Linked DNA regions of Homo sapiens: regions 2, 3, 4, 5 and 6 are each linked to region 1. Evidence: chromatin loops called from intact Hi-C (ENCODE). Cell type or tissue: psoas muscle. All regions are shown on one strand. Region 1 has its middle 5.2 kb from the start of LINC01018. Region 2 has its middle 70 kb from the start of ICE1. Region 3 overlaps UBE2QL1 (ubiquitin conjugating enzyme E2 QL1). Region 4 has its middle 450 kb from the start of LINC02145. Region 5 has its middle 45 kb from the start of LINC02145. Region 6 has its middle 130 kb from the start of LINC02145.

What was found. A loop is a pair of places that touch in the nucleus more often than their neighbours do. Peaks named below come from ENCODE experiments on the same cell type or tissue, not always from the same donor. Only the 100,000 strongest peaks of a DNase experiment are listed, where the experiment ranks them.
Region 2: a loop joins it to region 1, with 7 times the contacts of the local background. A loop is called at or near these places in 67 of 110 quality-filtered maps.
Region 3: it touches region 1 in a loop (2.7-fold over the local background); 13 of 110 quality-filtered maps call a loop at or near these places.
Region 4: it touches region 1 in a loop (6-fold over the local background); 22 of 110 quality-filtered maps call a loop at or near these places.
Region 5: a loop joins it to region 1, with 4 times the contacts of the local background. A loop is called at or near these places in 30 of 110 quality-filtered maps.
Region 6: a loop joins it to region 1, with 2.7 times the contacts of the local background. A loop is called at or near these places in 2 of 110 quality-filtered maps.

Annotation. Positions count from the first base shown.
Region 1 is chr5:6,574,922-6,578,921 of GRCh38, forward strand. No RefSeq gene overlaps it. Among named protein-coding and RNA genes, the nearest start is that of LINC01018, 5.2 kb to the right of the region's middle. In psoas muscle, a CTCF peak has its summit at 2,171 (motif pointing left); a DNase peak (open chromatin) is centred at 1,200; H3K27ac peaks cover 1,979 bases.
Region 2 is chr5:5,490,961-5,494,960 of GRCh38, forward strand. No RefSeq gene overlaps it. Among named protein-coding and RNA genes, the nearest start is that of ICE1, 70 kb to the left of the region's middle. RefSeq lists silencers at 3,823-3,872, 3,913-3,992. In psoas muscle, a CTCF peak has its summit at 1,562 (motif pointing right); a DNase peak (open chromatin) is centred at 3,781; H3K4me3 peaks cover 726 bases.
Region 3 is chr5:6,452,442-6,456,441 of GRCh38, forward strand. The region is part of intron 1 of UBE2QL1 (ubiquitin conjugating enzyme E2 QL1); the gene reads left to right. It overlaps LOC105374639 (a long non-coding RNA gene), which reads left to right. Exons shown (of 2, transcript XR_007058679.1): 1 at 1-4,000. Among named protein-coding and RNA genes, the nearest start is that of UBE2QL1, 5.6 kb to the left of the region's middle. In psoas muscle, no CTCF peak of the experiment used is centred here; DNase peaks (open chromatin) are centred at 390, 890, 2,430 and 3,298; H3K4me3 peaks cover 3,499 bases; H3K27ac peaks cover 4,000 bases.
Region 4 is chr5:5,884,870-5,888,869 of GRCh38, forward strand. No RefSeq gene overlaps it. Among named protein-coding and RNA genes, the nearest start is that of LINC02145, 450 kb to the right of the region's middle. RefSeq lists a silencer at 2,212-2,281. In psoas muscle, CTCF peaks have their summits at 2,224 (motif pointing right) and 2,426 (motif pointing left); a DNase peak (open chromatin) is centred at 2,222; H3K4me3 peaks cover 287 bases.
Region 5 is chr5:6,289,876-6,293,875 of GRCh38, forward strand. It overlaps the pseudogene HMGB3P3. Among named protein-coding and RNA genes, the nearest start is that of LINC02145, 45 kb to the right of the region's middle. In psoas muscle, a CTCF peak has its summit at 2,315 (motif pointing right); no DNase peak of the experiment used is centred here.
Region 6 is chr5:6,200,455-6,204,454 of GRCh38, forward strand. No RefSeq gene overlaps it. Among named protein-coding and RNA genes, the nearest start is that of LINC02145, 130 kb to the right of the region's middle. In psoas muscle, a CTCF peak has its summit at 2,347 (motif pointing right); no DNase peak of the experiment used is centred here.

The DNA.
Region 1 (4,000 bases):
GAGAATGACTCCAAGCTGGAAAATGCTGAATGTTGTTCGGCACACCTGCCAAGGGTGTCTTTTGTGCTCAAGGAATGCTTTTGACTTGATCAGAGCCCACACTCTGTGATGACAGCTGTTAACTTGATAAAGTGCAAATACATTTGTCCAGGAGAAAAGATGACCCCAGAGGCCACACTCTTACTCTCGGTAGGCGATGGCCCAATTTTGCATGTCCGTGGCCAAGATATCCCAGCGTCTCTTTTCTGACGGACTGCATAAATCAAATGCCCATTAAACCAGCTCCACCATCCTGCTGCTCCCCTCATTGCTGAGTGAAATGAATCTTCAACGAATTGTTGGCCACACTTCACTATATTTTAAAATTATACTCAGGCCCCGTGATAGCATGCTTGTGTTTACCATGTTCTGCATACACTGCAAACCAAGCCATGTTTAAAAAAAATTATTCAGTAAAAGTCTGGCATTATGATTTATCTATAGACTAATATATGTCTTGTCCCCTAATACCAACATCGTGTCTTAAAAAAGTAGGCTGAGCGTGGTGGCTCATGCCTGTAATCCCAGCACTTTGGGAGGCCAAGGCAGGCAGATCATGAGGTCAGGAGTTCAAGATCAGCCTGGCCAGCATGGGGAAACCCTGTCTCTACTAAAAATACAAAATATTAGCCGGGCATGGTGGCAGGCGCCTGTAATCCCAGCTACTCGGGAGGCTGAGGCAGGAGAATTGCTTGAACCTGGGAGGCAAAGGTTGCAGTGAGCCGAGATTGCACCACTGTACTCCAGCCTGGGTGACAGAGCAAGATTCCATCTCAAAAAAAAGAAAAAGAAAAGAGGCTGGTCACAGTGGCTCACGCCTGTAATCTCAGCACTTTGGGAGGCCGAGGCGGGTGGATCATGAGGTCAGGAGATCGAGACCATCCTGGCTAACACGGTGAAACCCCGTCTCTACTAAAAATACAAAATAGCCGGGCGTGGTGGCGGGTGCCTGTAGTCCCAGCTACTTGGGAGGCTGAGGCAGAAGAATGGCATGAACCTGGGAGGCGGGGCTGGCAGTGAGCCGAGATCGCGCCACTGCACTCCAGCCTGGGTGACAGAGCGAGACTCCGTCTCAAAGAAAAAAAAAGAAAAAGAAAGGAAAAAAGCAAGGAAACAGCTTGTTGGAACAGGACTGAGGCAGCAGCCAGCTGGAACCCTGCCCTCTGGGAAGGCTGCCACCAGCTTTGGTGTCCTGAGCGACACCACCAGACTGACTGGGGGCATGTTTCACGTTTCAAGTCCAGTGACAGTGCCATTTCCATATCTGTAAAACCCAGAGGAGTCAGCGCTATTCTGGGGAGTAGCCATGGTGGCATGTCCTCTCAGGTAACCCTAATTTGGACGGGAAAGGAGGCATCCCACAGGAGTGTCTCCAGGGAGGACCCGATGTGAGGGGAAGCCAGGCAGTCATCTCAGGGAGAGTGCAGGGGACCTGGGCTCCGGCCTCACCTCAGCCCTCTCTCAACAGCAAAGCAGGTGGATAGGGGACCTGTAAGACCCAGCTGTGGGGGAGAGTCTTTTGCAAAATTCCTAGAAGCAAAGCCATGTTGTCCCTCAAAACCATTAGTCAAAGAGCCCAACAGTGTTCCAAGAAAGTCCTGGTTTCTCACAGATCTTAGCCACCTGACATTCAAGAGCAAAGTTTCTTCCCAAAGCCTCACCCAGTCACTCCATCCTTTCCACCCCGGCAACCTTCAAGGGCCAGCATGCCCTGCAATGTTTCTTTTTCTCTACAATCACTTCCTCCTTGAGCAAAGTTTCTTCTGATTCATGGCAACAAGAAAAGAAAAAACATTTGCCCTTCCTATATCTCTCTCCGCCTAAACGATGCCAAATGCTACACAAAGAAAAAAAAGAAAGAAAAGAAAAGAAATAAACAGGATGTGCCTTAAATTACAAGTGGATATTGAATGCTCATCAGTTTGAGAACACTCTGTGATCCAGGGTTGCAGTGGAGAAACACAGGACAGAACCCTTAAGACATGTGGCGAGAGAGAGACAGACAGAGAAACAGGGACAGGGAGGTTTGTTTAAAGGCATTGGTTTACTAGATTATCAGGGCTGGCAAGTTCAAATCCATAGGGCAGGCCATCCAGAATGCAGGCTGGAAACTCAGGCAGGAGCTGTTGCTGCCACCTTGAGGCAGAATTTCTTCTTTCTCTGGGAAACCTGTTTTGTTCATAAGGTCTTCCATTGACGAGATGAGACCCACCCACATTTTTGAGGGTAGCCTTCCTGACTTAAAACCAATTGATTGCAGATGTTAACTGCAGCTACAAAATACCTTCAAGGCAACTCCTGAATTAGTGTTTGATTAAATAAGTGGATACGAGAACTTAGCCAAGTTGACCCATGAAACTGATGATCACAAAATACAGAATTAAACTTCCAGCGTGGTGGTGCGCACCTGTAATCCCAGCTACTTGGGAGGCTGAGTGGGGAGGATTGCTTGCACTGAGGAAGTCAAGGCTGCAGTGAGCTGTGACTGCACCATGGCACTCCAGCCTGGGCAACAGAGTGAGATCCTGTCTCAAAAAATAGAAAAGGAAAAATTAACCTTCCAACTAGAGTGTGCATCATTCTCCCTGCCATTTTGGGCTGCCCAGGCAGGCGACACTGACTGGCATCTGAAGAGGCACAGGGCAATGGTGTCTGAATCATCCCCAGGCAGCAAGACACACACAGTGAGCTCTCAGCCCCTGCCCCATGGGCCCTCTGAATATGCATGGAAATAAAGGAGAACTCTGCCTTCCAAGACTCCCAAACAAAGTAAGAGACCACAGGTTTAGAGCTCAAGAGATGGTTTCACCTCTTCTCGCTCCCTGTCCAACCCCATGTATGGCTGGGAAACGGAGGCCTGAGCGGGAGTCCATGTGACTCTCCCAAGTAGCGGCGGATGCAGGACTGGCCGTCAGGCCCACATCATGTATTCTATTTGAAAATGCTGCTGTCCACATGACTACAAACCCCACGTGACTAGAGCCACTAGTTCCTCTTTACCCTGGTTCAGTTTGAAGTGACAAGGATTATTCAAATAATCCCCCAACTCCCTTCACCTCAAAAACTATCCATATCAAATCAAGAAAAATATCCATTGAACGTCTCTCATGTGTTATAGCAGGGTATTGATTTCAGAGAAGTTGGGATTTGCAGTCCTCAGGAACGATGTCTCTGTGCACAGGTGGGGTGTACAGGGGAGTGACACAAGAGCCCCCAGATCTGCTGCGCCCCACCCTTCACTGGGGAGCTGGGTACCATGAGCTGTGGAAGGTGACCCAAGTGCGGGCTGATGCCCTGCAGTCCCAGCTTTGTGACTCAGGGTGAATGCCCTTCCCCATCCATCCTCTAAAATGAACAGGGAGGGCTAATTGAGCCCTAAAATTCTGTGTGTTGGCAGATAATGACATTCTTCTGTGATTACAGAAATTTATAGTTGTTATATTTTTCTGTCCATGACATCTCTTTGGTTTTAGCCATGACTTATTTGCTGCCACATCCTCGGTATGACAGGAGATCCCCAATCACTTTATACCATCCATTACTTCCATTGTTCCTTTGGGAAAATGCTGCCTGCTTTCCAAAGCAGTTTCTAGAAATGCGTTGCACAATGCCTGTGGTGTCTGTGCCCTCATCCGTCCTTGTTGCCTGGTGAAAGAGCTTCTGTGACTGTCGGGAGGATCATCTGAGAGCTCTCTGCCACCCGTGGCTCCCCACAGCAATGGTCCTGAAGGTGCAGAGGTGTGGAAGGGCTGGAGAAAGAAAGGTCCCGAAGTTACACTGCCTCCGAGTCACCTCCATGTCACCACAGATGCCACGGTGGGGAGGTGGGGGTGACCAAAGGGAGCATTCCAAATATTTGCAAGCACACCTCATAAACCACTGCACTCACTTCCAAAGAAATCAATCCTCTTGGTAGTTCCTGCGTGTCTTGGAAGCTTTTGGAATGTTGGAACGTGTTCAT
Region 2 (4,000 bases), 1.1 Mb before region 1:
CATGGGATCAGGTTAGATAACTGCCAGTCACTCAAGACAGCTGGGAGCACTTTCATGCTGAGTGGCATCTGAGGCTCCAGGGAGATTGAGTGGAGGTGTCACGTGCGATAGTTCACTGGAGCTGTTCTGATGAAAAGGGATGTGAGAAGGGCAAGAGGTGAAGTGGAGAGACCTGTTAGGAGGCGACTGCAACAGGTGGAGCTGGGAGCTGACGGTTGTGAGGGTGCAGATGACAAAGGGCAGATGGACTTCACATCTATTGGGGTAGAATTGATGCTGTGTTCATGAAGTTCCGGGGAAGAATCAGGGAAGACGTCCAGGTTACTGAGTTGAGCACCTGGAGTTGGGGATAGATGCACACAGGTTTAGGAATTACAGGTGGTAGGAATCACGACTCGAGCTTTCCATTTGGGACATGGGAACCATAAGACCTCCAAGGAGAGGTGGCAGGGAACCTTTACAGGAAAAACTATATAGAAGGGATGTGACAGAGCTTTGGAAGTTGATAGCATATGGAGACTACTTAAAGCTCTGTGTGTGTATTTCTGCGTTCACCTAGGGAGAAAAATAACTTCCCCCCAGTCCCTCCTATAATTTGAAGTGCCATGGGAGAGGGAGAAGATGAAAGACGGGGCAGGAGGTGTTTTGGGAGGAAACTTGTCAGTCATGTATTGTCCAGGCACTTGGCTACCGATGTGGCTGGAAGCTGCAAGGTCAGGTGAGGTGAGTGACCTTGGTGAGCATCTCCCACATACTGATGGGCTTGGAATGGGTGGCACAGGGAGTGGGAAGTAAGGAAGAGAGAAGAGCAGGGCGTGGTCCACTGAGTTTGTGGAAATTGTGCTTAGTGAGTGGATTTGTCAGGTGGTTCAAACATGTTAAACCTCAGCAGTCGTATGTGTTTTTAATTAATGGAGAGGAGGGGCACTGTCGTTTATTAGCACCCGTGCTGACTTTTGCTTGCCATACTTGTTCCTTGAGTTTACTTGGCAGCATCCACTCCATATGAACTGATGACGACAAATAATAGGCTTGAAGTTGCCCACTGTACTGTGTTATCCCCAGAGAGTGGAAAGGTTTTAAGCTGTTATTAATTTCTAGTACCGAAACAGAACATTATTTTAACGTTTTATTACTTGAACCAAAAAAAAAGACTAAAACTGTAAACACAAAAATGAACACTTTTCAGCCTGGAGTTAGATGAGGCTTTCAACTGGTGCTTGGCGGCTCAAGCTGGTTCCCCTGCAGCTTGATAAGCCTTTCAGTGCAGAGGTAAGCAGGAGACACTGAATCAGGCTGCGCTGGGCAAAGGCAGAGATTCTCGGAGCGTCTGCACATGATGGTATTTGCGTGGGAAGCCAGGGCAGCAGTGAAGAGGGTGAAAATGGTCAACAGAGTGTGGACGGACAGCAAGATGATTACACACTTCGGAGTGTCATTTTTCACAGAGAAAGTACTCTGTTACATTGTTTGTTTTTTAAAATAGGATGTGGCAGTGTAATTCAGCAAGTTCAATATTTAAGGAACATGAAATAGAAATAAATTCATACCTGGACTTGGAAAGAACTGCACTGTAGCCATTAGAGGGCACTGTAGACTCACCCATGAACAAACCATCCGGAAGAGACAGGGAACCTTAACTGGAGAGGTCGTCTGGGTGCAGAATTTGGCGCTCTGAGAGCCTTTCTATCAGGGAAGCATTTCCATTCACGTTTGGGGTGTTCCTTGCACTTCCTAGGGCCATTATTAATAAGTAAATGGGGAAAATGTGTGGATAGAATAACATGTAAAGTTCGTGTTTAAGAGCACATTTCAAAAAAGAAAAAAGCAAATACTTAAGTCCTTTGATCAAAAAACAACAAGAAGAAAGGGAAGGAAGGGAGAAAGAAGAAAAGAAAGAGAAAGAGAAAAAGAAAGGAAGGAAAGAGGAAAGAAAAAGAGAAAGAAAAAAAGAGAAAGGAAAGAGAAGGAAGGAGGGAGGGAAGGAAGGAAGGAAGGAAGGAAGGAAGGAAGGAAGGAAGGAGGGAGGGAGGGAGGGAGGGAGGGAAGGAAGGAAGGAAGGAAGGAAGGAAGGAAGGGAAGGAAGGAAGGAGAAAGACAAGCAAGTGACCAGGTGAGTAATTGGTAGTGGCAGTGAAGTGAATGGCAGGTTGTGTCACTCTCCTCTGATGAACTGGCAGGCAAAGAAACTAGTCAATTAAGTCATCCTGCCCACATTGAACATTACTTTTTTCAAGCATCCCTGACGCATTATCTTGTGTAGAACCATATTACAAAGAATTTATAGTGCGAATAGAGCTCACACCTGGAAATCTAATCAACCGCCCTCATTAAGACTTAGGATGCAACAATGTTTCAATGAGGGGTGTTTTAAAAATTTAGGAGAAAGTTGAAAAAGTCAGATCTATAAACTTGTAAATGCTTTCCTCTCTTGCTTGCTTCCATCTACCTGACGCTTTCTCAAGGAAATTCAGAGTGCATAATTGTGAAACAAGAAGTTCATTTTCTTGCCCCTCCAAGGGGAATTTTGAGGAATTAAAGCGCCCTCACTGTATTGTAGTCAGTTTGTTTTGCACAACGAAATAGGTTCTGATGACAGAGGCAAAAACAGAAGTGTGAGTGAAGAGCCATAAAAATGATATAATTCAGTTTTCTATGAAAATGAATGCTTTTGCTTGCTTTCATGAAGAACTTTGTGTTTTTGTGAAGGACGTTAGTACCTTGGAATGCCTTGGCTCAGGCCACCTTGTCTTCCAAAGCACACAAGATGTGTCTCATCAGGGTGTCAAGGTGCCAGCGTTCACCCTGGAGCCCAGCTCTCATCAGCCATTCTCTTAACTGCACCTTTCGCGGGGCCTGTCGGCAGTGGGGAGCCTAAATCACACCTGGCTTCTTAGGACTGGAGATTCTAGAGCTTCACCCAAAACCCTTGAGTTTGAAACTCCGGGGGTGCCTCCCGGTGACATGGATGCCCCCAGCAGTTGGGTAGACACTGCCCAGTAAGTTCTCTGAGCATTGCGGCCTGCTCTGTTCTGCACCCGAGGTCTGCTCACCCTCCCCCTGCCTGAGCGGCCTCTGCCTTCTCAGCTGCTTTCTGTCTTCAGAGGGTCACAGCTCTGGTCTCTAGATGGCTTTCCCCACCGTCCCATCCCTTGATCCATTTCCATGGAAATTTGGAAAGAGGAGAAGGTAAGCTGTTCACTGCCTTCCACCACCTTGAACTGAATCCAGTCCCTAGCTGGTTTTGTTTTTAATTTTTCCCATAGTCTTTAAGAATATTACTTTTTCCTTAACAGTCATCAATTGCTGCTCTGAGATAACCTCACCCTAAATTACGAGTACACAACTGAAAAACTCAAAAGGGAAGGCGAGGAGCTGAGAATGTAAACCCTCAACTACCAGACCTTCCACAGCCATAAACGGACCCTCCTAGGTATTGTTTCTCTGTATTAATTATTGTTATACTATATCCATTTTAATAGTTTCACTTGTAATGCAATATATACTATTCTTGAATAGCCTCCTCTTGCCTGTGTATTATTGTATGCATATAGCAAATTAAACATTGAAACGGGTCGGCACTGGAATGCCCTCTCCCTGTCGCCCAGGCCCTGTTCTCCCGGGGCTGCACTGACTGGCGGGTCTTTGGCTGCCCTCGCAGAGATGCCCGGGCAGATGGAGGTCTCAGGGCTGAGGACACCGCCTTCGTAGCCCCGCCCTGGCGGCCCCGCCCGTAGCCTGAGGCCCTGAGGCCCAGCGGCCCCGCCCCCGCAGCTCCGCCCCCGCAGCCCCGCCCCTGCAATCCTGGTACCCGAAGCTGCGAACCCGCAGCGCAGGCCCAGCCTCCGCAGCGCCATCTCTGCAGCCCAGTCTCTGCAGCCCCGCCCCCGCAGCCCCACCTCCGAACCCACAGCCCCGCCTCCGACTCTGCAACCCCGCCCCGCAGGCCTGCCGGCAGGTGCCTAACAGTGACCTCGCCGTGCTGCACTCCCTGCGCGTT
Region 3 (4,000 bases), 120 kb before region 1:
CATTTTTAGGTAACTCTTAGTTTTTTATAATTGGATTTTAAAACTCTGTACTTTTAGAATGAACTGGTGAAAATGTTAAAAGTATACTTTTAGATAATTATTTGCATCCTTTATTAGTTACTGAACCAAAAGAATACAACCCACAGCTCCAGTGTAAGATTTTTGCCTTTCAAAAGCTGGAAGATGTTGGTTTTGAAATGAAAGTAGCCTGTAATCCCAGCACAGTGCTTGCACCTAGTAGGTAGCTTAACCTACAAAAACTGCATTTTCGGACTCTGTAAACCTAGACAAAGTAGCATCAGCATTGGGGAATGCTGGCCATGAAGAGTGCCAGAGTTTACTGGCTTCCACTCCAGGCTTGGAGCGTGGGACGATGGCGTGACTGGCCAGGGACCTTGTTCTGTCAGTTGTGTGTGCAGCAGCAGGGTCCCCAAAAGCTGCTTGATGGTGCACTGACTCAGAGCCCTGCTTTCACTGTGGCTCACCTCCTGAGTGTCCCCTTTTTAGTTAATTAGGCATCGCCAGGGGCAGGGAACCAAATGGCAATTGAGTGACAATTCCTCACTCCTCTCCTGGCCCCTCAGAGCCAACCATACAATTCGGCATGCACACAGTGTTGGTAATAATAACTGCAGCAGCAGCAGCAGCAGGAAGCATTTCCTACTTGCTTGTGCCAAACTCTGGGCCAGCAGAGAACATAGGATGTTTGAGGATGTTTGAATCTCCCTGGTTCTGCTCTTTTGATGGTCGTTGTACAGGTGAGGAAACTGTAGTTTCACAGAGTCAGGTGGAGTTTATACAGCCACATGCTCTCATAACAGCTCATGAGTGGCAAGGCTCTGAAATTTCATCAGCATGAGTAAAAGCTGTTGGAAATGGCAGTCGGGCCAGGTGCCATCCAAGCACCTTGCTGTTTCCAGGCAGTCGTTTATTAACTGTGACCATTGTGATAATCCTTTCTATCCACAGAGAAGAGCTGCTCAGCCAGCCATCCGCAAAAGATTCACAGAACATCAGGACTAAAGCATCCTTGAGTCTTAACTGTTTGAATTTAAAATTGGAAAGCAATTTCAGGACAAGTTCTGTTTGCCTGACAGTTTCTGGATGTTTTTTAATAAAGGAAACTTGTCTAAGTGTAAGGAAACAGTAAAGGGCTCTGCAGCTCAGCTTTGTGAAATGATATGCAGTGATGTCACTAAAATCCACCTTAGGTCTGAGAGGGGGCCACACCATGGTGTCACTGGGAAGCACAAGTGCACACACATGTGCACACACACACACACACACACACAGAGACATACATAAAGCCCATCTTCCAAAATACTAGGCCTAGAAATAGCACTTTACTTATGACTGTAAAACCAGCAGTCTCATCAGAAAGAGTGACAAAGATGAACAGCCTGTTGGGCTCCTAAAATCTGTGGGCTTCTAACCGGCTATAACACAGAGATTTTTTTTGAGACAGGGTCCCCTCTATCACCCAGGCTGGAGTGCAGTGGCATGATCATTGTTCACTGTAATCTTTAATTCCTGGGCTCAAGCAATCCTCCCATCTCAGCCTCCCAAGTAGTTGGGACTACAGGTGCACACCACTTTGCCCAGCTAATTTTGTTTATTTTTTGTAGAGATAGGGGTCTCACTATGTTGCCCAGCTGGTCTCAAATTCCTGGGCTCAAGCAGTCCTCCCACCTCGGCCTCCCAGAGTATTGGGATTACAGGTGTGAGCCACCTCACCCAGCCATACAACACACAAAATGTTTAAAGGCCCTGTATTAGGTTGCTGGGGCTGCCATAACAGAGGACCTGGAAGTCCAAGATCAAGGTGTCAGCAGGGCTCATTTCTCCTGAGTCCTGCCTGCTTGGCTTGTAGATGCTGTGTCCTCCCTGTGTCCTCACATGACCTTCCTTCTGTGTGTGTCTGTGTCCTAATCTCCTCTTCGTGTAAGAACACAGTCAGATTGGATTAGGGCCCATCCTCCTGACCTGACTTTAACTTAATTACCTCTTAAAAACCCTGTCTCCAAATAAGGTCACCCTCTGAGGTGCTGTGGGTTAGGGGTTCACCATGTACCTTGGTGAAGGGAGGAGAAACAATTCAGCCCATAACACAACCAAACAGGCATTTCTTAACCAGTTGCTCATCTTGTTTCTGCAACTGCTGTGCTAGTTTGAAAAGCAGTAGATGAAGCCACACGGAGGGAGGCACTGGATGGAGAATGTTGCCCGCAGCTTTGAGCAGAGAGATGGCTGCACACCCGGAGGGAAGCTAGAACAACCTAGAGCAAAAATAGTGACTGGCAGGGGTGGGTAACGCCATCTGATTCGTCCAGGGAGACGTGGATTTTTGGTAGCGTGCTTATGAGTCACTGTGTTGTGTCCTGCACTGTGTACAGGGCACGGAGATTATTGCCACCACCGATGACTGTGCAGCTTGAGGTATCGATACACTGGACTGTTCAGAGGAAAAAATAGCTACTTGTTCTTCTATCAAGTAGGGCAGGCAGGAGGACACAGGCAGGACTGCATCCTAAAAATAGCCCCACACCCGCTTGGAGAGCTCCAGCAGCTCAGCCCGGGGTGCATGGGGCAGCTCCTGGTAGAAGCTACTTTTACTTCACCATGAGACTTTGAGAATCTGAACTTGCAGGAAGAGGGTTGTAGTGTATTTTTGTATACTTTTCTGATTTCCCTTAAGCGATGGGGGAGATTGGGTTTTCTCTGTAAGGACAGTGTAGGTTCATGGCTGTTTCTTAGTGGAATGTGCCCATGTGGACACTAAGCTGAAGTCTGAATGAAGGCCTGACACCCACAACCTGGTCAGTGTCTCCCTTCTCATCGTCAGGAAGAGACTCGTCCACACCCAGGTTTAGAAGGAAGGCAGCCTCACTAGTACCATGTCAGAGGCAGATAAGACACCAGCAGAAATGGCTTTTATAGTTCAGGAAACAAAACAGACACTTGTGGCAGGGATTTTGAGCCCCACTTTGGAGCTCCTAGAATCAGAGGTTGTTGCTGCCCTAGATGTGTTGATGTAGTCGGGAGGGGAGAGGACGGCTGGCCACAAGTGTTAGTCCTTTCTTCTCTGCCAGTGGTTCCCAACCCTGGCAGCACATTAGATGCCCTGAGGAGTGTGCAGATTATTTCAGTACCAGGGCTGTCCCCTCAAAGACTCAGACTTTGTGGTCTAGGATCAGGCCCTGACAGAGGCTGGTCCAAAGAGCTCCTCATGATTCTAATGGGCAGCCCGGGTTGGAAAAGCTGCCTGACGCTGGCCATGGTCCACCTCCTCCCTCCCCACCCATCTGGCAGACACAGCCTCACCCACCAGTAACCACAGCCCAGAGCTTCAGAAGTGGTGATAATTAATCCCCCCAACCTCCCCACCCCACCTGGCTCACACTCCCTGTCCTAGGTCAACCCTGACTCAGCGCCTTCAAAGCCCGACTTCTGTAGAGATGCCATCCTAAAGCCAGCCTTCCTCCCTGGACTGCTTATGTAGACTACGAGGGAGTGTAAACCCTGAAAAAGAAAATGTAGGGATGATTCCCTCCACCCTCGATGAGACGCAGCTGCGGAGGGTGGTGTGAGCAGACCCTCCAGAGCCGTGGCTGACAAATTAATACAGCACGGGAATCGAGTGCCTCCCGTCATGCAGGAACTTCCTAGGCATCATTGGGGGATCAGATACACATCAAGTGCCTGCCACAGGGAACGTACCCTCTAATGGGGAGAAGACAAAACCCTTCACATTTGCTTTTGACCTGCCAAGTGGCTTCACAAGTATCTTTTTGTTAATATTTAGGAAATATCCATGGATCTGACAATAGACAGTGGCCTGGGTATATAGTGGGGACATGGGCACAGTGGGGTCCTGGGATCAGCAGGGTCTTCAGAAATTCCAAGTGATGTTCTTAGAGGAAACACTCTACTTAAGGGTGATTGAGACTCGACATTAACATGGGGCATTAGTCACTCAGTGTTTTTTGGAATACGGTTTCAT
Region 4 (4,000 bases), 690 kb before region 1:
CTGCAGGGATGGATGCTCTTGCACCTGCGCTCCGGGAGCAGAAATGATGGGGAGCTTCTGACCCTGCTGCATCCTTGGTAAGTTGCAAGGTGGCGCAAAGATTTGGGATGTTGAACAAAAGTGGTTTTCTAAACCTTTTTCAGGTGTCTGCTGGGACCTCTGTGCTTGTCTGGAACTCCTGAGGCACTTTCTAGACAAGCTGGGGTGTGGTGGGCAAGATCCCAAGATCCAGGTCCCTCTCCCATCTCCCACGGAGCACTGGCTGTTTATCCCCAAATGTGCAGGTGTCTGTACCAGTCTCTCTCTCTCTCCATCTTTCTTCCCTCACCTCACTTCCCCCAGTCATTCCAATCTAGACCCCTATTCTCCAAATAAGTTTTTGATTTTAATATCCTGTGAGAGGAAAAATAAACCCTGGATCCCTCAAGTAAAGTGATCAAAGCTGGCCTTTGTACTAATTACTTATTCATTGAAAAAATCATCATGTTCTATGATATTTAAGTATTAAGCACTATTTGAGGGAGAAAGAATTAGTTATTGATCCTGTCTCCCAGGTTTCCACCATCTGGGGAGAGAGATAAGATATCCAAGGAATCACCTGCCTCAGAGGAGAGGAGCCTCCAGCCCTGGAGCAGCTGGAGAGGCCCAAGTTGGCCTTTAGCCCAGGGCAGGGGTCTTATGTAAAACAGCAAGAGGGGACTTTCTGTAGCAGGGCTGTGCTCACCCTGTGTCCAGAGAGCTGGGGAATGGGTTTTGCTGAATGGAAGGAGTTACTGGAATGAGGGTGTCATGGGGCTGAGATGAGGGTAAGGGTGGAAGGGGGGTGGCGGTGTGTGGGTTTTTCCTTCCATTGGTGCAGAAGCAACAGTATCTAAGACAGTGACCAGGGCCTTGGTGGTCCATGATTGCAAGGTCTTGGGGGACCCTGGAGGGGATTCTGGGGATGCCCAGGGTGCCGGTGGGATGGCCCAGGGCCCTCAGCCCTTTGTGCAACTGTCCCTTAGCATCCACTCCATCAGCCTTCTGGGCCACCACAACCAGAGCACCCAAACCCAGATGCCAGCAGCAGCTGCAGTGGCCCAGCTGCCTCCTGAGAACCTCCTTAGAAAGAGGAATTGGAGCATGGAGGCCCTTATGGTATAAGGGGGCTCCCGCACTGCTCTCACCCGGTAGCCCCAGCATCGCTGGCTCCCAGGGTGGCCCCAGGGCTGTGGCAATCGTGGGTCATCTGGGCCGTGCCTCCGTGTTCATGTGATTTTTAGGGGGTTCTGTTTCCTCCTTACTCACTAATCGGAGCTGGCTAAGGTGGAGGATTCTCATGTCCTGAAAGGTCAGGTTTTAAAACAGAGTTCAAGGGTGCTGTCTGAATGAAACAATCTCTCTCTCTCTCTCTCTGCCTCCCCGCTTATTTTCCCCCACCCCTCCCTCCCTCTCTCCCTCCTTTCCTGCCCTCCCTCCCTTTTCCACAGTAATCTGCTCCAGGACTTGGGGCTCCATTTCAAGACTCTTCTAACCCTCTCATTGCCCTCCCTAATTTGTTCCTATATTTATTTATTCTGAAATCACTGAACATTGCTTGGGCTGCAGGGACCAGAAGTCACAGGCCTTGGCCCGCAGACCTACGGTCGAGACGGGAGAGCCGGGCCCACGCCACGGACTGCAGCCTGCCGTGGACACGTGAACTGGGCCAGGCGGCCACGAGGCCGAGGGAAGGGGTGGTGTCCGCACCTGCGGAGCCTTGGAGACATTTCCCCAGGAGATGCCACTTGGGACGCCCCTCTCTCCCACACCCTCTGCAGGGCGTGGTCCAGGGGGCGTTCCTACGGCAGAGAGGAGGGTGGGGGGTACATGGCCTTCATTTACGTGGGTCTCGAGTCACATGGGTGACATTTCTGGTTTTGAGATTATCTGATGGACTTGCTTTCTCACTGCTCAGGTTTTCCCTGGAGACACGAGCTGCGTTTCATCCACACAGCAAGGCCTGGGGGATGGCAGGTTCCTTTCTATTCTTCCCAATTTTCATTGTCCCCTCAATGCGTCAACATCCACAGGGCTTGCAGAGGCTGTCTCTGAAGCATCACGAGCCGGTCCCAACACGAACGTGGAGGAGCACGCAGCAGCATTTCCTGCAACACCAGCCTCGCTTTGCTGGCGCACAGACCCAGGCATCCGGCCGGGTCCCCGCAGCCCGTGTGCCCGCTCCCGCCTCCGCCAGCAGAGGGAGCGCGCGGCCCCGCCCAGGCACCTGGCGGTGACACCTGCCAGCTTCAGCTCCTGCCCATCAGCGCTGTGCCAGGGGTGGGAAGGGGTGGTGGTGGTGGCGGGGGCGGTGGGGAAGGGGAGTCGCTCCCTTTACCCCTGCCGTCCCGGGACCTCCCCGTTTGAGAACCAATCACTGAGCTGAGCGGCGACGCTGGCTTCCCACCGACCACTTCGATTTCACCGGAATGCTCGAGTGGGGCTACAGTTCCACCTGCAGCCCTGAGAGCTCTCACCTGCCCTCGAGGACGGGTCCTGTGGGCCCGGTGGACTCCCAAAGCGGCGCGCTTCTTAAAGAGTGAGCAGTTCTCTCCCCCTGGATGCTTCATGCAGGGAATGGAAAACTCCAGAAAACTGAGGGGTCTGGATGGAAGCTTTGGTGGGGCGTCCTCCACCCACCCGGTTTCCATCAATAATCCCCCACCCCTTACCCAGGTCCCTGCATTGCTTGATTTTTGCTTTTGAGTTTTTCTTTTCTCTGTCCTTATGTCCCTAGTAACTGGATCATAACGATGAATTGTAAATAACTCAAGCATCGTTCTGTCTCTATTCTTACAAATAACTATACTACAACCACCAAACTTAGGCACCAGAAACTGGGTTGAGCACCAATGTCAGTGACACGTAGAAGTCATTAGGTTTCTCAGTCCCTAAGATAAAGTGGTCATTTTTTAAAATTATTTTGGTTCATTTCTGACAGACTGCACCGAGTCAACATCCTGAGAAGTTTCCTAGGTTTCTTTTTTCTGTTTCTTCCTCATTTTTCTGAACTGCAGATAATTCCTCAGCCCCATGACATTGGCTTTTAACTGTGATTCATGAGGTAATAAAGGAATCCTTTATTCAAGAAGCCACTTATCCTGCTGAAAATTCCTTCTTTATTAGCTTTCTCATTATGAGCCTCAGCAGTCATCTGTTTCTTACCAGCCAGATTCCTTATCTCTCCAGAGAGGGATGGGAAAGACATATAAACGGTATAGGAGCCAGATTGGTAATTTGTCAAAAACTCATGAGGAAATAAGTCCAACTTCTCGATTATCCTGGGGAATATTCCAAGGCCTGAAGTCTCAGAATACATAGGCAGCACAATGCTGTGTCTCCTGTGAGATGTTGGTTACAATTAATCGCCTTGGGTGGGTTTTGGCTTAAGGTATTTGATTTGGAGCAACTCTCCAAATCACAATGGTAAAACTCCCCAAGATCGAATTCATCCAAGACCTTCCTTGCAGGCAGGCCATAGTCACAGCCTACCTAACTGGGGAAATTGTCAGAGTGCATTTCCCTGTGGATGCTGAACAAAGGACTGAAGGCTCCTCACATGACAGAACACAAACTGTGACAAGAAACTGCTCAATGTGTGTCATGTCTGGGCTTAGCCTGATCCTGCATGTGCTCTCTGTGTGCAGGATTCCTTTTATTTCTGTGGCAATCTCTTCCTCTGACCTTACAGGCTTATAGATGTTCCTGAGTTGATGCATAGCAACCCACAGATGAAAGAGTGGGTGGAGCTGAAATATATGGGCAGAAGGTGACAGAAGGTGACTGCTATATCATGGGAGAAGATAATACCCCACATGAAATTATCTGTTTCACCATATACACAGAAATGGTGCATATCTGCTAGAAAGCCAATTAGTGATTCAGGAAGTCAGTCCCTCTCTCTTTCTCTCTTGAAATTTAGGGATATTATATTTTATTTTTTCCATTTCCAACTGATCATAAGAAATGGAAATGAGACCTT
Region 5 (4,000 bases), 290 kb before region 1:
GTCAGCAAAAGTATCAAAGAACCAAAGAGTTAGTTATTTTAGGGAGGCAAGAAGAAGGATCCTAATGCCCACAAAAGACCACCATCTGGATTCCTCCTGTTCTGTTCAGAATTCTGCCCAAGATCAAATTCACAAAGCCTGACATCTCTATTGGAGATGTGGCAAAAAAGCTGGCTGAGATGTGGAATAACTTAAATGACAGCGAAAGGAGCCTTACCTCACTGCATTAGTCCAGTGTCATGCTGCTACGAAGAAAAACCTGAGACGGGGTAATTTATAAAGGAAGGAGGTTTAATTGACTCACAGTTCCGCATTGCTGGGGAGGCCTCAGGAAACTTACAATCATGGCAGAAGGCAAGGAAAAACAAGCACCTTCTTCACAGGATGGCAAGATGGAGTGAGTGCCAAAAGGGGAAATGCCAGACACCTGTAAAACCATCAGATCTCGTGAGAACTCACTATCACAAGAACAGCAACCGCCCCCATGACCCAATTACCTCCACCTGGTCCCACCCTTGACAGGTGGGGATTATCGGGATTACAATTCCAGGTGAGACTGGGTTGGGGTCACAGAGCCAAACCATATCAATCACCAAGGCAGCAAAGCTGAAGGAGAAGTATGAGAAGGATGTTGCTGACTATAAGTCTAGAAAGTTTGATGGTGCAAAAGGTCCTGCTAAAGTTGCCCAAAAACAAGTGGAAGAGGAAGATGAAGAAGACGAGGAGGAAGTAAAGGAGGAGGATGAATTAAAAAAACTGTTCATCTATTTTAAAAATGCTTTTCTATAATGACTTTGTGTCCTACACCTCTGATAAGTTCAATTAATTTTAGCATTTTTTAATATATTCCTTAGGATTTTCTACTTAATGATCAGGTTGTCTGCAAATAAAAACAACTTTACTTCTTCCCTAAAAAAAAAAAAAAAAAAAAAAAAAAAAAAAAAAAATCACAAAATTGATAAATCTATAGCCAGGATTACCAAAAGTGAGAGAGAGAATATAAATCACAGATATAAAAAATGAGAGAATATTCATTAAATAATGAATCCCTTTGGCATAAGGATAATAAAGGTATACTATGAACAACTCTGTTTCCAAATTTGATAACTTAGATGAAATGAATGAATTTCTTGAGAGACACAAACTACCAAAACTCACACAAGGAGAGAGAGGCAACTTGAATAGGCATGTGTTTATTAAAGAAATTGAATAAATAACTTATAGCCTTCCTAAAAAGAAAGTACTATACCAGATGTTTTCACCAGTAAATTCTAACAAACATTTCAAGAAATAATACTAATTCTTTACAATATCTTCCAAAAAAATAAAAGCAGAGGGAACATTTCCTAACTCAGGTATGAGGCCAGATTACCTTAATACCTAAATCAGATAAAGATGTGAAATGAAAGGAAAACTATAGACTGATATCTCTCATAAATATATATGAAAAACTTCAACAAAATATTAGGAAATCAAATCCATCGAAGTACAAAAAGAATTATACATCCCAACCAAGTGGGATGTATTTAAAACATTCAAGGCTGGTTCAAGACTCAAAAATAAAAAAAAATCAATGTAACCCTCCATATCAACAAGCTAAAGAAAAGAAATAATTTGATCAAATCAATCAACACAGAGAAAGGCATTTAACAAAATCCAACACCCATTTATCATAAAACTCTTAGCAAACTAGAAACAGAGAGGACATCATCAACTTGATAAAAAAGTTATTAAAAGCTGAAAGCTAATATCATATTTAAAGAAAACAGAGTGGAATCTTCCCCCTCAAAATCAGGAACAAGGCAACAATGTCCTCTCTCACCATTCCTATTCAACATTGTGCTAGAAGTTTTACCTGGTGCAATAAAAATAGAAAAAGGAAGAAATGTATATGGATTAGAAAGAAAGAAGTAAAACTGTCTTTAGTCACAGATATAATCTTTTATGTAGAAAAGTCCAATTAAAAACACTTCTGGAACTAATAAATATGTATAACAAGGTCTCAAAAGTCAATTGCTTTCTTTTATACCAGAAATTTAAAAATTAGCATTTGAAATTAGAAAAGAAAATACTGAGATGCTTAATTTTATGTGTCAGCTTGACTGAGCCACAGTGCCCAGATATCTGGTCAAACATTCTAGACTTTCTTGTGAAAGTATTTTTTTGGATTAACATTTAAACGGATAGAATTCGAGTAAAGACAATTACCCTCTATAATGTGGGTGGGCTTCATCCAATCAGATGAAGCATTCAGTAGAACAAAGACTGGCCTTTCTCAAGCAAGAAAAAATTCTGCCAGCAGATGGCCTTTGGAGTCCAACTTCTACTCTTCCCTGGGTCTCCAGCCTGCTGCCTAACCTGCATATTTGCAGTTGCCAAGGCTTCACAATTATATGAGCCAATTTCTTTAAATCTTCCTGTCTCCCCACCCCAAACACACACACACACTCACACACATTGTCTCACACACGCACTCACACACAGAGATGATGATGTTTCTGTTTTTCTGTTTCTCTGGAGAACCCTAATACAAATACCATTTACAATAGCACAAAAAATGAAATGATTAGGTATAACTATAACAAAAATATGTATAGGATATGAATGCAGAAAACTATGAAATGCTGATGAAATCAAAAACTAAATAAATGGACAGATATTCCATGTTCATGGATAGGAAGACAATATTGTCAAGATGTCAGTTCTTTCCAACTTGATCCACAGATTCAAGACAATCCAGACTTTACTGGACTACTTTGTAGGCATCAATAAACTAATTTTAAAGTGTGTATCAAATGGCAAAATAGTTAGATCACACAACACTAAAGAAGGAGTAGGAGAAGAAGAAGGAGGAGGAAGAACAATAAAGCTGAAGGACTCACAGTGCTCTATTTCAAGACTTACTATTAAGCTACAGTAATCAAAACCTAGTGTTGGCAAAAATAAATAAATAGGTCAATGTAACTAAATAGTCCATAAATAGAGCCACACAGATATAGTTAACTGATCTTTGATAAAGGAGCAAAGGCAATTCCATATAGAAAAGACAGTTTTTTTTAACAATTGTGCTAGAAAACTTGGATGTCAATATGAAAATAAAACCCTAGCCCTTACACATGTCACAAAAAATTAACTCAAAATTGACCATATACCTAAATGTAAAACACGAAGCTATAAAACTTCTGGAAGAAATGACGAGAGAAAAAACTATAAGACCTGGCTTTTTTGAGGTGGTTTTATATACAACATGAAATGATAATCCATGAAAGTAAATTGAACTGATAACTTGGAATTTATTAAAATTTAAAACTGCTATGTAAAAGATACTTATGAAAATAAAAATACAAACCACAGAATGGGAGAAACTATTTGCAAAACATATCTGTTAAAAGACTTGTATTCAAAATATACAAAGAAACTTAAAACTCAACAATGAAAAGAGAAATAACCCAACTTTTCTTTTTTAGATTCATGGGGTACACATGCAAGTTTGTTACATAGGTATATTGTATGGTGTTGAGGTTTCGGCTTCTAATGATCCTGTTAGCCAAGTAGCAAACATAATACACAATAGATAGTTTTTCAATCCTGTCCCCCCATTTCCCCTTTTTGGAATCCCCAGTATTTATTGTTCTCATCTTTGTGTCTATGTGTACCCAATGTTTAGCTCCTCTGTAAAAGTGAAAACATGCAATATTTGGTTTTCTGTTTCTGTACTAGTTTGCTTGTGATAATGGCCCCAGCTGCATACATGTTGCTGCAAAAGATATGATTTTATTATTTTCATAGCTATGTAGTATTCCATGGTGTATATGTACCACATTTTCTTTATCCAATCCGCCATTGTTTGGTATCTGTGTTGATTCCATATCTTTGCTATTGTGAATAGTGCTATGATAAACATGCAAGTGCAGGTGTCTTTTTGATGGAACAATTTATTTTTCTTGGGGTATATACTGAGTAATGGAATTGCTGGGTTGAATAATAATTCTAGTTTTAC
Region 6 (4,000 bases), 370 kb before region 1:
AAATAACAGGACCTAGGAATCCTTTCACCCTTTGGCAAGCTCTTCCATGGGGCTCTTCCTTGGACCTTGATATAGTTTGGCTGTGTCCCCACCCAAATCTCATCTTGAATTGTAACTCCCACAATTCCCACGTGTCATGGGAGGAATCTGGTGGGAGGTAATTGAATCACGGGGGCAGGTCTTTTTCATGCTGTTCTCATGATAGTGAATAAGTCTCATGAGATCTGATGGTTTTATAAGGGGGAGTCTCCCTGCACAAGCTCCCTCTTTGCCTGCTGCCATCCATGTAAGATGTGACTTGCTCCACCTTGCCTTTCACCATGATTGTGAGGCCTTCCCAGCCATGTGTAACTGTAAGTCCATTAAACCTCTTCCTTTCATAAATTGTCTTTAGTCTCAGGTATGTCTTTAACTGCAGCATGAAAACAGACTAATACAGACTTTATCCCAATTATCACAGCTCTGGGAGTAGCCTGTGTGCCAGGATCACCTCAGGTGTGAAGATGGCAGAGATGAGGCACTCATCCCCTTCCCTTGCCAAAGATGGGACTGGGTCTCGTCTCAGCTTAGAAGCCAGGGTAGAGGTTCCTCTGGATGGCTCCCAGGGCAGACGTCTCTGGCCTCCTCTCGGTGGCCAACTGTATCTGCTTCTGTTTGAAGGAGCAGGCATCCTTCTCCTGGGTGAAAATCAGCTCTCATGGAAATGGATATGGCTGAAGGGGAGATTCAAGGGCAGGAAAGCGAAAGGAAGACTCAAGTCCAAAGAAGGGCCTTGCTGGGGGCCCTGTGAGGGGGCTCAACTTCAGGCCCATTCTAGGCTTATCCTGAGCAGCCTCCCCATGTGACCTTATAGCAGTGAGGACCCACACTGGAGGCTGGAGATTAGAAACAGACCCCCAAGGGATGGCTCTACAGGGCCCTCAAAGCTCCCAGGAACCATCCTTGATTGTATTCCAGGATACGGGGTACAGTGTCTCTTAAATGGAAAAGTGTGCATTAATGAATGAATGAATGAATGAATGAATGAATACACATCTGTCTGGATGGATGCTCTGGAAGCTTCTTTGTAGCAAATTTCCTCATTGAGGCTCAAGCAAGTCCTCAGCTTCTGTTTGCATCTTGTGGACGCAACTCCTTTATCCAGTAAAGACTGACAGCACTCTGTCACTGCCACTGGGAAAACCCAGCTGACCCTGGCTGGCTTCGGCACGTAGAATCTGTTGGACTTCCGCTCTGTGAACTACATCCAACCTCCTTCCAAAGGAAGGGTGCTCCCGCCTCTGTCTTGGCCTGAGAAGAAGGTCCAGTCTCTTTCCTTAGCATCTTCGGGCTGGTAGAAACCCTGCAGCTCAAAGAGAGGAGGCAGCATTCTCAAACAAGCTCCCAGTAAATTCCTGTGGTGGTAATTTGGCAGCAGATCAACTTACTTTTCATTTCAGTAAAAAAAAAGAAAACCAACTGACAAAGGCAATGGCAGTCTGACCTGTAAGTTTGTTTGTCAAGTCTTTCAATGGGTACAGTTTGTAAAGGATCATGGGGAGATCATGTAACGTAGAGCTAGAGGGAGCAAAAGAGAGAGACAGAGATGATTGCAGCCATGCACACGGAGCCATCCAAGTCCTGCAGTCTTGCCACTGCAGAGATGATGCCGGGCCAGACTCTGACATCTGATGGTGAAAAGACAGAGGGTGCAGGACTGAGAAACACTGTCCAAGGGGGCAGAAAGGCAGAGGGGTGTGGGCCTACCTCCACCTCCCAGACAACGCAATGGCCCTGGTATCTTCAAGGCAGCCCACTTATCCCAGCCCTCTCAGCAACAAGGACCAGCCTGTGAGATAAAAGCCCACAAATGCAGAGCCTGGCTCCCCGACGCCCAGAGGCACCAGCACTGTGAGTGTTTCTGACAAAGCCAGCCTCTCTGGCACTCACTCCTGGCTTGTCCCTAGAGGCCATGCCACCGGCCCTTTATGTGAGGTGAGACAGGCCCATTCCAGCACAGCCTGAGAGGGTGCATGCACCTTCTCTCTTTCCTTTCACCTGGCCCTAATTAGGAGCTGAGTCCACTGTGGCCAATAATGGACATAGAGGAATAGTTTCCCTGGGCCAGGAGGTTGTGCTAGGCATCTGGTGGGCCTGGCAGATGCAGGCGCCCTCACAATGCCCCATGTCAGACCATTCAGGCCCAGAAGGCAGCCTGGGTGATTAATGAGGTGTGCACCTCCCCCCTGAGCACACTGCAGCTCCATTTGGTGCACCTCATTAGGTCTGCTTTGGGGTGGCCATTAGCACACAAGCATGGGCGTGCTGGGGTCACTGGGATGACAGGCAGAAAGCAAACAAGACCCAACACCCAGGTGCACTAAAGAGGCTGACCACATGGGGGCTGTGGGGCCTGGACATCTGTTTGGTATCAAGGTTAAGAGGTAACATTTGCAAAACTAAGAAGCAGGCAGCCTTTGTTTTTGTACTTAAAAAGTAAAATAAAATCATTCATACTTTACATTTCATCCAAACTTCCACTTCTAAAGTTTTGCATTTTAAGAGATAAATCTAATTAGGAGGACCAGACACTAATTTCCAAGGGGCAGTTCCCACTGTGGCATTTTGGGGCTGTAGTGGGTTCCAACAAGGCCCCAGCTCTCAGGGGCTTCGAGACTCTGGCTTCCCCCAAGCTATCTCTCAGTTCCCTCTTTCTGCTTAACCTACTTGCCTGCTCGGAGGATCTAGAAAGCATTTTGACCTTGGACAGCAGAGCACCAGGGCCACTTGCAGAGTCACCTGTGTGATGTTTCTGGGTTCTGCCTTGTCCATCTGTGAAAAGCAGATAACGATGCTTCCTACCTACTTGCCGGCAGGCATGGTGAGTGGGTTAATGAGCTGCTTGTCCAGCTCACAGGAGTGCCCATGTAACACACTGCTCCCAGGCTCTGGGTGCAAAAGCTTTCTTTCGTTAGAAAAACCTGCTGAGGTCTCTATGCAGGGAGAGATTCCATCCGACTCATGTTTTCTGGTCTTGAAAAAAATCACAGGTTTTTAAAAAATATCTCCTGGTTTTGCAGAGTTTTTTCATTCCATTACAATTTGTGACAGACATTGCAAAGACATCTCCTATTAATTATATTTTTTAACAAACAAACCTCCCTGATTTTATTAAACAGTCACCAGCCAAGTGTGCATTTTTCACTGTTGCTATCAATAGCCCCTCACCATGTTCTCATTGTTTTATACAAAAGCAGAGTTTGCTTCAGTATTAATATTGACAAAGAAAGGGTTTTTTCTTCTATTTCATCTCCTTTGCATGAAAACATTTATGTAAATGTATGGCTCAACTGTAAGCAATTGAGGTTACCAACTTAAATTCCACAGCCCAGACCTGAGCTTCTTTAAACACCAGATCTTCTCAGATCCCACCATGGCTTATGTGATCACAATCCCAGCAGGCACAAGGGGCAGTATTGGCTTCTGCTCCTCCCAAGATTCTAGGAGCCTGAGACATGCAAACGTGGACAGAGTCCCTCTGTACATCCTGCAAGCAGTTTGCTTTGTGCCAAAGGAGGCATCCAATATACTGTTAGTAGGTAGGCTGGCTCCGGGTCAGCACATCTAAGAGACAGGGGAGACCGCACGGTGGGTCCATAGCCTGCTCTTGGGGAGAGGCCAGCAGCATTCATTGCGGTGAACAGGAGCTCCAGGGAGATCCTTGAGTCCTCACAACTTTCAGGAGAAGCTGACATTGTGTCAGAACCCATTTGTGCCATTTGGGTTGAGTTTGGGCCATAGTAAACTCCAAGCTCGTTGACAGCAGGAGAAGGGGCATTTTGTATATAGTGATTCAAAATTGGCAAAACAATAAGGAAATTAAATTCAGGTAAAGTTTGATTGTACTTCATTTGCACTTCAGAGGAGGTTCACAGAGTTTCTCCCCATATGCCTCTCCTGCTGTCTACAGTGGCCTGTCAGGAGGCTATTGCTGGAAACAGATAAAAGAACAAACCCTTAT